2 separate regions of the Mus musculus genome follow, and region 2 is linked to region 1. The links are chromatin loops, found by intact Hi-C in ENCODE. Cell type or tissue: gastrocnemius. All regions are shown on one strand. Each heading gives the region's core, and the rest is flanking DNA. Links, peaks and the distances in the headings are about the cores only.

Region 1 (6,251 bases), core at 671-5,670:
CTGCCCCAGGGGCTGCTCATCCAAGCTGGAGAGAAAATCCTGCTGTGGCAGAGAGCAAATAAAGAGGGCCCAGCGGGGCGGCGGGGTTGGGGTAGAGAGAAAAAGTGTGGAAGGCTGCGGTCTAGTCTTCCTTCTTGGGCAGCTGGGAAGAGAAAGCCAGCTTGTTTGGAAGTCGCTGTTCCTTAGAGGGCCTGTGGTGAGCAGCAAATGAGATAATGTGTGTGAGAAGGGTAAAGAGCTGTGAACATGTAAGATGCTATTAGTTAATTAGAATCCTTCAAGCCCATTGATGTTTGAGTGGCTAAGATGGCCTCTATCTGTGGAGCAGAGGGGTTCGGTAGTCGCGGCTGTGGAATTACGGGAGTAGAGGGTGGGTACAGATCATCTAGGGGTATACTGCAGCGTGAGGGGACAGCTGCTGTCTGTCCTTTTGGTTCATCTTATTTGTTTATTCGGCTTCGTTATTATTCCCCCTCCACTACTCATTTTTTGGAGCTCTTTGCTGTAAAGAAAAACAAAATTTCTTTTTTACTTCAAAAAGAGTCCAAAAAGGGAGGAAGCTATCACTTAGGAATCTATTAGATACAGTCGTTGGAGGGTGGAAGTCCTGGAGGGAGAGGGAAAGGGAGAGGGAGAAAGAGTGAGTTGGTGGGGATGTGGGGAGTTAGTTGCTGTGAGTTTATTGATACATCTGCAGTTTTGCCTCAGGTAGGGAACAGCCTGTGTAGTACTGACCCTGACTGAGGATCGTGACTGGGCAAGACTGGGTGGTAGATTTGTTCCCTGGGCAGATGCATCGCTTTGGCCAAGCCAGCATCTCTGTGTGCCTTCATTTCCACTGAATGGTAAAAAAAAAAAAAAAAAACAAAAAAACCCCCAAAACCTGAAAGGCGATTCATTGAGCTAAAGACCGGGACTTTTGCATCCCTGCTGCCAGCTCATCGGGTCTCTAGTGATGGGGATCTTGTCATGAGCCCACTCAACCCTCCCTGGCAGGCTTGAAAAATTCTTTATGCTGAATGGATTTCTGTTTCTGTGCCGTTTGTGCTCCTTGGAGCCATATGGAATAAAATGTCTAACACCGCTTCCACAAATATTTGAAGACTGTGAACACATTTCCTCCTTCCACTCACACCACAAGGCTCCTTTTCTTTAGACTAAACATGCCCAGTTATTTCAAACAGCGAGGTAGTGTGGGACCGTGCAAAGAACTCCAGGAGCAAGAGGGTTCAGCTGCTGGCTTCTGCCGCCTTAGCACAGGGCACCCTGAGCTGCTGCTGTTTCTTGAGGATGAATGGAAAGTCTCACCTAGCCAGTTTCTGTGAAAATGGGGCGTGCTCGGTGTGTGTGTGTGTGTGTGTGTGTGTGTGTGTGTGTGTATGTGTGTGTGTGTGATATGCCCATAGTAGGAACTTAAGCTATGCCAGTTGCTTTGCCAGTTGAGTCACATGATTTACAGAAGGTTTTAGTTTTACCCTAAATACATTCCTGCATGTCTAAATGTTTCTTAATATCGACTCTGTAGAGCAGAGTACTCTCAGTGCTGCCTGAGGAGCAAAAAAGCACAGGATTAGGTTATTCCAAGTATATTTGTGTAACTGCAGACACACAGTAGTTTAAAAATAAAAAACCAAACCCATCTTCCATAGGCTCAATGAAACCCCCCCCCTTTTTTTTTTAAATCAAGTAAAGCTCTAAATCTCTTTAACAAAGTGTTATTAGGTCGAACGGGTTTGCCACATTCTGCCCTTTAGTGGTTTATTCAAATCTGTTACTCTGGCTTTAGAAAGTTGCTCTACCTTGGGTTTGTCCAACCTGTTACAGTGCTCAAAATGGGTTAGAAAACAGAAAGGACGATTGAACCTACGGTAGAAGCCGGGCTGGTGGTCTCTTACTGCTTGCTGCTGTGATACGGTAAATGGAGAAGTTTCTACACTGCTGGTTTTTGCACACATCTGAGGTGCTGTTCTGATGTGAACCATGGTACAGAAGGATGTGAAGGCAACGTCCCGATTCGCGGCTGGCCGAGGCAACTCTGCTGTGGCTCACAACCGCGAACGATAGGAAATGTCTGCTAGAAGTCAGGGTACCGGCAGCAAGCGTGAGCAAGATCTGACTTCATTTATCAACTTTCATGTTTTCTCAGGTGCTCCAAGGGGTTTTAGAACGTAGGTCACATTCTCCTCGCTGCGGAGGAAGCTCCTTCTAGAAATAAGTTAGTCCTGGTTACAAGATTCCCTAACACTTTAGACTTTTAAAAGCCTTTCTCCCAGCCTTAGCTGGTCCCCAGCAGTGCGCGCCTTCCTGCGGCTCAGCCTTTGTGTCCGAGCTGCTACCCGCTTTCTCTCCCTAACCAGTTCTGCGTTCCACGCCATTTCAACCGCATCCCGCCCTTTACCACCCAAGTTATTCCTAGTCACCTCGAGCAAGAAGGATTTCCCTGGGCCTGGACTGGAATTGCTTTTGTGGTTGAGAGCTTTCACCGACTTTCCTCCCCTCCAGGGCTTAACCGTGCCCTCCCCTCCCCCCCCCCCTCTTGTTCCTTGTGGGTAGACTGTTCCCCGGCCTTCAGAATGAGATCCATTGTGGGGCACTCAATCCATTAATTAGAAAATTGCCTTCATCTTAGATGCTGGTGCTTCGGCCTGGTGAGAATGAAAGTGGAATTGTTTGTAAGGCTCAAAGGTTCCATTGACAGCGAATATGAAAATAGATAATGCAGAGGCTTTCCATGCGGGAACTTGTTAAGATCAGAATGGCTTTACTCTGTAGAAAACACCAGTGCAAATTTTGCTAAGTAATTCAGTCTTTAAAAGGTTTGGTTGTTAGTTAATATAGGTAGGTAATCCTCTACTTGTAAAGGGGTGAATTTAAATTGCGGTCTTACAGGATTTAAACATCCGTAGCTTCTCATTTAGGACACATTCCACATTCCTTCTGATGAACTACTCTTTCTGGTCTGCCCTCCACCCCACCTCTCCGCCCCCAGCCCCCAGTCGGCGCTGGCGCCCAAAGGAAACACTTTTTTTTTTTTTTTTAAAGAAAAAAACCAAAGGTTACGGTGCAGAGCCCCGGGTGCTTGGCGAAAGCCGTCCCCTCGGGCTGGAATGTTCTTTGTCTCTGGTAAATGTCTATTCATCACTCAAGACAACCCCTTCCTCCCTCCCCTTAATTACTTCCTCCCCTGTGCGCCCTCAAATTCTTGAACTTATTCATGCGGTATTTGTTAGGGGCCTGCTTTGTTGCCCACCCCATGGCGGGATCTGGGATACAAAAGGTTAATGAGACATGGTTTCAGACTTTGAGGGTCTTAGGCTGAGAAAGAAGGGCCCGACATGACAGAAAATATTCTGAAATCAAAAAGAAAATGTAAAAAAGTGCCACCCTTCGATCCCTCATTCACTTCACAATCTTGTGCATCGCCTGCGGAGGCTCCACACAAGCATTTGTTTCCTGCGGTCCCCGAAGAAGTATACCCTGGACCGCATTACGTGTTCTGATGACCCTCTCTCAGGTGCTGGCATTTTCAGTGTCAGCTGGGTGGTCACGAACTCCCCGAACATGGGAAGATACCCACAGGTTAGATCCCCCAAGGGTTCGACTGACCCATTGCAGTTCTCTGGCCCAATCTTGATCGACTGCACGGTTGGGCTTGGACATTGCAAAGCCAAAGCTGCAGCAAACCAGGCTCCGAAGAGAGGCCTGCAGCGCCCCCGCTGGGCCAGCCTGCGTTCGCAGCATCCCTAGCTTGCCCGTGCCTAGGCTGCTAGAATTTCAGGGAACGGTTCCAAACCTCACACAGGCATCACGATGCTCCGCACTTTGCGAAGGTGTGAAAGATGACTTTTAAGGGATTTGGGATTAAAAAAAAATCTACAGTTTTGTCCGCACCTCTAGGGTGTTTGCACTGTGATTGTGTTGCACGTAAAGGAGGCTTGTGCCCCCAATGAACGGTCCCCAACGCTGCTCCAGAAGGGCGCTGCAGCAGCTTCTGGCATGTGGACCACGTTGTGCTGCGGCAAAGGAAGTGTACCGGTGCCACCGTGGTGGTGACTTTGGCCCATTCTATGTGATCGCAGCCTGTCCATGAATGTGTCCACTTAGCCACTGATACCAGAGAATTTGTCCATTCCCTAGCCATTTAGTGTGCCCTTCCTTCTTTGTTATCATGGGCTAAGGGCTTGGGGTTGCCGCGCATTGGTGACCCGAATTTTTAGATGCGTACTCACTCTTAGGGCTCAAAACACACGTAGGAGGTAGAAAAGAAGTGGGTGCCGCAACAAGAACCCCAGCTTTGGGGTGTTTTATGTCTTCCAGGGTCTAGGGACCAGTGCGTGGTCCAAGGGATATGTTGGGGAGGGACTCTCTCAGACGTTTGTCATCCTTGCCCGCGGCATTAACACATGGGAAGGCTTTCTTCACTAGAATCTGGGGTTCAGGATTAGAGATCTATAAGGAAAGAGGGGGTAGCGGGTCAATACCCCTGGAGGCGCCCACGGGAAAGGCCCCCCCTCTCTGCAGCGGTGGGGAGGGGCTCTGCGGCGGGAGCGAGAAGGAGGGGCGCTGCGGCAGGATGGGCGGGTTAGAGGCGGGGCTCAGTGGGCTTTAAAAGTCGGTGCCTGCTTGCTCCTCTCTGCTTCGGCCACCAGCACATCCCGGTGCTTCTTCTCAGGCGCAGCAGCTTTCCTCTGCGGCAGCCGCACCTCGCCAAACGGCGTAGTGCTGCAGGCTCGCCCGAGTTGCTGCTTGCTGCCTCTGCTGCCGCTGCCGCGGGCCGCCCTGCGCGGACCGTAGGCTGCGCAGACGCCACCTCCGATCCTGTATCGCTGCGGGCGCCTCGGCGCGCCCTGTGATCCGCAATCCTGCGGCGGGCGGCATGGGATAATGCGGCCATGGTGCGCCGAGATCGCTTGCGCAGGTGGGTGCTGCCAGCCCGTGCCGCCAGAGGGGGTGTGGCCGGCCCGCACCCCGGAGATGCGGGAGGCAAAAATCCTTATCCAAAGGTTGCCGCCCAGCCCAAACTCTCGGAATCGCCCTCACTGATGATTTTTAGAACCAGGGTTTAGTCGCGTGAGATTTACGAATTTGAGGATTTTTGCATTAACATGTGAGAATTAGCCTTTTTTTGTCTGGGTCTTCGTTGTGGTACGATTTAGGAGGTGGTGGTGAAGCAACTTAGGATTCGAGAACCTTGGTAATGCCTGGTGTGTTCTAGGATCTTCAGAGCTGGTCATTGTTGTGGCGTGATTTAAGATTTCTAGACCACGGCATGTGATTTAGGAATTCAGGAGCTGAGATTGTCACAGAGCGACTTAAAATTTCCAGGTTCTGGACTCACAATGGCAGGGTTACCGCATAGGTGCGACTAGATCGTGCCGCGCAGTGTGGCCACGGCTATAAGTGTTGTTTGGGAGCCAGAAATGGAAACCCCGGGGGACACCGGCACGCGGCCAGGCTCTTAAAATGTAAAAAGAATTGTTTGCTTTGGTTTGTGGGTGCACAGCGTAGTTCTCAATAAGAATGAGTCAGGTGGGCTGGTTTGGTGGTATTAGATAAATATGTTTTTACATCATTTAAAGCAGTAAGAAATCAAGGCACGTAAAGTTTGTTGTGCGAGTGTGTTGAATTTTTGCTCTAAATCATGGTACCATCAAATATTAGAGAGTGGACTTAAAAATTATTGTTTAAACCTTTTGGTCCGATTGCTAGTTTCCTTGACTGCTAAAAATCTTAAAATGTTTGGGGTATTTTTACCAAGGTAACTAAAGCTGAGAATGGCTGGGGGGGGGGGTTGTCCCCCCTTTCCTGCATGGAGGAGGTGCACTGAGGTATGGTCCGGAGAGCGTGGGTGTGGCACCTCTGTTTCCCTGCGCCAGCAGGAAGCCCCTGTTCACTCTGCAGTAGGCGCCCCTCCCCGGCGTTCTGCTGAGTCACTGCGGATTCAGTGAGTCCAGCAAGGATGCCCCAGAGGCTACATGAAAATGTATGAACAGGTAACAGGACCAAATGGGTTCTGAGGAAATGAGCAGTAACAACAAAAAGACCCCCCCCTCCCCCAAACCTAATGCTTTTGCTTTTCAAAGAGGTTCAGCCTTAAAACCCGTTAGTGGATAACAGACTGAGATAAAAACCATCGTGTTCTGGCACTGTGCCAGGCATTTCTAGTATAGCCTCAAAAGGTAGAACCAAAGCCTTGTGTCTTTATTGGACAGTGACTTTGGAGGAAGGAAAAAAAAGTCTCAGCGCTGACT
Region 2 (6,251 bases), core at 837-5,836, 52 kb before region 1:
ACATAAACTCCTCACAACTTCCACTTGCTAATTTGTTTTTTAAGGTAAGTATATTTACTTTCTAATTAAATTTATTTTCACCACATGAAACATAAAACCATCTGCTTTTTTTTTTTTTTTTTTAGCACTGAGGATTGAACCCAGAGCTTCTCACATGCCAGGAGACTCTCAGCCCCACCATCTGTCACTTCAATTACCTGAAAGGTAAAAGAACAAACAAATAAACAAAAAAAAAACAAACAAAAAAGAAAAGAAAAGAAAAAAACCAACAAAGCCCTCAGGGTAAAGAGTTGGGTTCCTTCATGCTATTAAAAAGCCAGTGATATTGTCTGTGTTCTTCATTCCTCACCAGGGAAGGACAACCCCTCCTCTTAACACTGAGCACCACTCCTCTGCTACAACTTGCATGCACTAAGCGGACCTGCCCTCAGAAAAAATGGGGGAAAACCCGTTTCTCATTGTGATCTGTAATGGCTGCCTAGAAGAGCAAGCCACTGTGATGTCAGTTTCAATACCTTCCCAAGACAAAGATGGTGAAAGAATGGAATACAATCATGGAGAAAGACTTAGGTGGCGTTTCCAGAGGCAGACAATATCATGAAAAATTAAATAGTGAACTAAGTCCAGCAAAATCTCTCTCTCTCTCTCTCTCTCTCTCTGTCTCTCTCTCTCTCTCTCTCTCTCTCACACACACACACACACACACACACACACACACTGTTTCACTTATCTTACGCTGAGGGACTGTTCCCCCCCAGTCTATATTTTTATCATTTCTATACCCTATTTCCTGTTTTTTACTTTTGTTTTGTTTCTTAGCAGAGTTTCTTTTCAAAAATTCCAGGCTGGTCTCTGCTGAACCATGGAGATTTGTCCATACCTAAGCCAAAATAGCTGAGAAGTGAGGGTGCCTCTGGGGAGCAGGTGTGGTGGGGCGGGATGGTGCGGGAAGGGAGTGTGGACAGCTGCAGCTGCTGAGGCCTCCCCGCCCCCGGTTTTCCCTTACATGGACTAATGAGAAATCCATATGCTGCCGGAGAAAAATGTCAGGTTTCTTTCCAGACTTCTCGTTTCAGTTCACTTTCTCAGCCTGATCTGGGACCCAAGTCGACATTAAGCTCTGTGTGCTGCTTTGCCAGCAGAGTACCGCAGGCTCTAAAGAGGAGGCACACTTTCCTCCTGAAAACTCCTGCCTTGGAGATGGCGGCTTCTTGACCTACTGACCAACTAACTGGCTTTGTTTGCAGGACATACACAGGCTGGAATGGTGGGGACTGAAAGTGCTGTGAGCAGAAGCTGTTTCAAAGAAGACTAGCCGTTCCTTCCACAAAGACTTAGTACAAGTCATTCCAAGGACATCTATTCCTTGCCTAGTAGAAGTAGGTCCCTATGTGGGACACAGAGGTAAAAACAGGCCTGGCTATCAGCTCTTGCTCCCTGCCTGCCGATATATAGGTGTCAACGTGATGAACAGAGGGGGATGGGAACTCAAGAGCAGTCCCTTAACAAGACCAAGGGTCAAGAACTGCCTCCTAGAAGGTATCTGCTAAACCAAATTCTGAAGGTCGTGGAGATTAGTCAAGTGTCAAAAGTAGCAGTGGGCCCTCTAAGGCCCTGACATACACAAGAGCATGAAAACAACGTGCAGGTGACTTCTCAAGGAATCTAGTGGTCAGTGGAAGGCATGGGTACTGTGGGCTATGAGAAAACAAATGCCATTGGAGAGCAGAGCCAGGGCGGGCATCACAAAGGGCCTTTTATCCAAAACACCTAAGGCACTTGCATGGTGTCCTGTCAATCAGTAGACTCTAATAGATGCGATTTCACCAGCTCTGTGCCCAGGGACATTTATCAAGGTCTGGAGACATTTTGGGTTGTCACAACAGAGTACTAGGGTGTACCCCTAGCATTTCCTAGAAGAGACAAGAGACACTGGTCAACATCCTATATCACTGAGCCAGTCCAGATGTCAACAGTGTGGAACTTGAGGAGCCCAAGAGAAGATGATGGGAGGCCACTGAAGGATTAGGAAGGAGTGGTGAGATCTTATTTATCTTTTGGGATGATTGATCTGCACAATATGGAGAATATGATCATAGTCAAGAAAAGAGGTATAATGCCGGGGCCTAGCAAACACAGAAGTGGATGCTCACAGTCAGCTATTGGATGGATCACAGGGCCCCCAATGGAGGAGCTAGAGAAAGTACCCAAGGAGCTAAAGGGATCTGCAACCCTATAGGTGGAACAACAATATGAACTAACCAGTACCCCCCGGAGCTTGTGTCTCTAACTGCATATGTATCAGAAGATGGCCTAGCCGGCCATCAGTGGAAAGAGAGGCCCATTGGTCGTGCAAACTCTATATGCCTCAGTACAGGGGAACGCCAGGGCCAAGAAGTGGGAGTGGGTGGGTAGGGGAGTGGGGGAAGGGTATGGGGGACTTTTGGGATAGCATTGGAAATGTAAATGAGGAAAATACCTAATAAAAATTTAAAAAAAAAAAGAAAAGAGGTATAAAAACCAGTTGAGAGACTTATGTTAAGGGATAGGAAGCCCTAAAAAGAAGTTTCAAGAAATCTTTGAAACGGGGACTGGAATTGTAGCTCTGTGGTAGAGTGCTTGCCCAGTGCCCCCATCTTTAAAATGTAAAGTCAACATGGCTGCTCACAGAGCACTGTACAAAAGAGGGCAGGGGCACCCTAAGCCCCAGATAAGGCAGCTTCTTTAAGCATATTTGCAAAAGCATCATGTGTGACATTTGGGGACATATTAAGTATGAGATGTTTGTAGGTTACCAAAAATGCAAGTGTCCAGCTGGCAATATGGATGTAGAGATCAGGAGAGAGCCAGGCTAAAAAACAATTTGGGAATTACCGAAGCCATGGGATTAACCAATGTCACTCTGGGAAACACAGTGTACACTGAGAAGAAATTTCTTCAGGTGGAGAAGAGAAGCCTTGGCTGGGATTCAGAATAGGCCAAAGAGAGTGGAATACACAAATTACAGAAGAGTTATAGGAAGAAGCAAGCAACCAACACAGAACAAAGTTGTTAAACCCAACAACAAGAGGTCACAAGAGAGCAGGCAAACAGGATTCCAGATCAAGCAACAGAACACAAAGGTCAATTTGGATTTACAAACCAGGACATTGTTGATGTGCCCTGATGGGAGCAGTTATCGTAAAAGTAACATGGACAGAAACAAAATCAAAGGGTCAGATAGGGTCTGAGAAGGGGTGGAGGCAGTAAGGAGACAGATGGTCTTTTGTATTTTCTCCCCAGAGTTGCCAAGGTGAACTCATTCTGTTTCTCTCTGCTTGGCATTGTTTATGTGTTTTGGGAAGAGAAAGGAGAGATTTAAGGACGCTTACAGGTGAGTGAGCAGAGGCCCGGAGCTCAGGTAGGAAGGACAACTTTTGACACATATTTAAAGTAAAGATATAAGGTCTGCGGTCATCCTGAAGTTCATCACGAGAGAGCAAGAAGTTGGGAAAGTTCATGTTTATAAATTACTACAGGCTTTTTGTAAATAACCAAATATGTCTAAGGGGAACATCACTAGAGAGGCAGTGTTTAAGTCACTTTCCTGTGTCTGTGATAAATACCATGACCAAAATTGACCCCAGGAGGATGAAGTCATTTGACTATATGCCCTGACCATTGTCCACCTTGAAACAGGGGCCCATCCTTGTACCTCTCTCAGTATTTATTACAATGGAAATGCCCGCCAAATACAATGAAGCTGAGCACAATGTTGCCCACCTGTAACCCAGCTCCTTTGGAAGGTTGGGTGGGAAGATTGTGAGTTCTAGGCCAACCAGGGCAACTTTGTAAGATGCACCCCCCCCAACTCAACACACAGAAAGGCACATGCATAAACACACACACACAAAACATGAAGGCCCATGCACATATCAGTACCACAGGAGTAGCACACCATCTGAGGCTCTTAGAAGTCTGAAAAAAGGCCATTCATACATTGTATTGAGAAAACAGGTTTCATGGAAGAATGGGTACTAGATAATAAGAGAGGTGGAAAAAGTATTCCAAGTGAAAATAAAATCTAACAGCAAAGCCATTTTAAGGGGATGTTTGAAAAACAAATTGTTCTATTTGCTGAAGAAAGTTGAAAGTCAGCAAAATGGCAATTGCTCCTTTCATTTAGTAAGCATGTCCTATGTTGTTTGACATCTGACTAAGCATTTAACTGTTAGCCACTGTGAATCTGAACTCCTGCCAGGGTTTTCATGGGAGCTCACTGGTGAGTTTCCATGAATGTTGTGAAGCCCTGTGAAAAATTCTGTGTATGCTGGGGTCCTGGGTTGCCACCAAATTTCCAAAGGGTTATGTAATCTCAGAACCTCAATAGCCATTAGTAAGTATGTGGGATCGTGGGTGATAACCCTGGACCTGGAGAGGGAGGCTCCACATGATGAGACTGACTAGAGACCAGGAGTGAGGACCAGCTCCGAGAGATACAATCACAACAGTATTTTAGTAGAACACTGCTTTGCATACCGACAGACTATGCAAAGTAAGACATAGCTTTGTAAAGATATGAATGCTAGAAAAGAAAGGTTAATGAAAAGTTCGCATGGGACTTTTCTGAAGAAAAATTACAACAACACAGAGCAAACCACTGGCAGTAGATGCCTGGACCACAGGTGCTTTTCTGGTTCACCATCTCTCTACAGAGGCCTCATATGCTGGTTGGCACATTTCTGTTTTTTTCTTTAAGTCACTGTACATTTGCTTCAGAATCTCCCTCCCTGTATGTCCACAAATGAGGGGACTGAGTACTGGTCCTTAGGTAATCTCACATAAAATAGGTTTTCTTCAAAGAGGAACTTTTAAAAATGGGTGTCTTAATTGATCCAGTTATGTTAATATAAAACAGCCATCTTGGCCCAAGACTCCATGTACACTGATAGCTTCTCCTCAGTAGTTATTACTCATGATGGAGTCAAAACTTCCCATCCCAGTAGATTGTGGCTTTCCAGTCTGTTGACTGAGAGATGAAGCCTATGGCTTTCCTCATCTCCAGATTCTGGTGACCCTGGGACGCCGAGGGAAGTGACACACTGGTGAAAGACAGTACAGCTTCACCTGGCTCTCTTGAGCCACTTGCTCTTAGAACTCAGCCACCAAGTACGGAAAGGTGCAGGTCACAGGGAAAAGGACATTTGTGAGAGCTTATTAGCTCCAGCCAACAGACTGCATCGATGGACATACATATAAATGGAGGTTTTCAAGAAACTGTAGCTTCAGGCTGCCTGTGAAGTCACATGAGTTTTTCATGAGAGCCATCTAGCAGAGTCAGAAGAGAAAGAAAGAAGAGTTTCTATCAAGCTACTAAGTAAGGGTATTATTTCTAACAAATCAACATATTACAGGTGTAGTGCCCTACCCTTATTCTCTTCTGCCAAGATTCTTAAGTCTAACAGTGGCAAAAGTCACCACTCTGTTTGGATTTTACTATCATCCACTGCAGTGACTACTGTCCCCACCATTTGATTATGGCTCTCATGCCAGCTAACTATCATCAAAAATCTACTCGCCAAACATAATGCATACTTTTTCTGAAACTTTCTTGATTCATCTATACCACAGGAGAGAATATTAAAAACAACAAAACCCCCACCTGTTCCTACTGCATTGGCTTCAGAAATCTCTCTCTCCTCAACATTCCACCGATACATGACTCATTCCCTTAATTACAGTGTTTCTCAGGATTCCATCTTCTCACTCAGTAGACACTCTCTGAGTCAGATTTACACGGATTTCCTTTCACACGCTTCCGATCTCTAAATGGTGTGATTTTACCCTTGACTACTTCTTTCCGTTTCAGATATATATTCACTTATTCAAAAGTGTCTGTGGAGCTACTGTGGCTGACGATGGCAGTGAGGACTAGGTAAGGCAACCTCATCACACTTATCGTTCTTGTAAGCACGTCAGAAAACATGCAAGGAAGTAATATGACGATGATGGTGGTGGTGGCAGTGGTGACGATGACGGTCTGGAAGTGAGGACAGACACAATAGACACACCGGCTTTCCCTCCCTCCCAAAACCTCAGTAAGGACTTCATTAAGAAATATCGTAAGGATGTAAACAACCCTGAATGCAGAAAGAGGGGGAAGTGATGGTGACTGAGAACTACCCTGCTCAGACCCACAGAGAAGCTGGTGACTGTGGAGGCAGAATCCTAGGGAATAGGGAGTTACGTGGCTGGCAGAGGAACAGGCCATG

What was found. Hi-C counts contacts between places; a loop is a spot of excess contacts. Peaks named below come from ENCODE experiments on the same cell type or tissue, not always from the same donor. Only the 100,000 strongest peaks of a DNase experiment are listed, where the experiment ranks them.
Region 2: a loop joins it to region 1, with 6 times the contacts of the local background. A loop is called at or near these places in 3 of 42 quality-filtered maps.

What each region holds. Positions count from the first base shown.
Region 1 is chr6:30,733,418-30,739,668 of GRCm38, forward strand. Mest (mesoderm specific transcript) reads left to right here and starts at 4,633. Exons shown (of 12, transcript NM_008590.2): 1 at 4,633-4,918. The coding sequence starts at 4,893. In gastrocnemius, for the core only: CTCF peaks have their summits at 3,701 and 4,951; DNase peaks (open chromatin) are centred at 2,047, 2,405, 3,185, 3,692 and 3 more places; H3K4me3 peaks cover 3,881 bases; H3K27ac peaks cover 1,262 bases.
Region 2 is chr6:30,681,671-30,687,921 of GRCm38, forward strand. All of the region lies in intron 1 of Cep41 (centrosomal protein 41), which reads right to left. It overlaps Gm13782 (a long non-coding RNA gene), which reads left to right. Exons shown (of 5, transcript XR_377397.3): 4 at 126-204; 5 at 1,248-2,649. Among named protein-coding and RNA genes, the nearest start is that of Cep41, 9.0 kb to the right of the region's middle. In gastrocnemius, for the core only: no CTCF peak of the experiment used is centred there; no DNase peak of the experiment used is centred there; H3K4me3 peaks cover 492 bases; H3K27ac peaks cover 854 bases.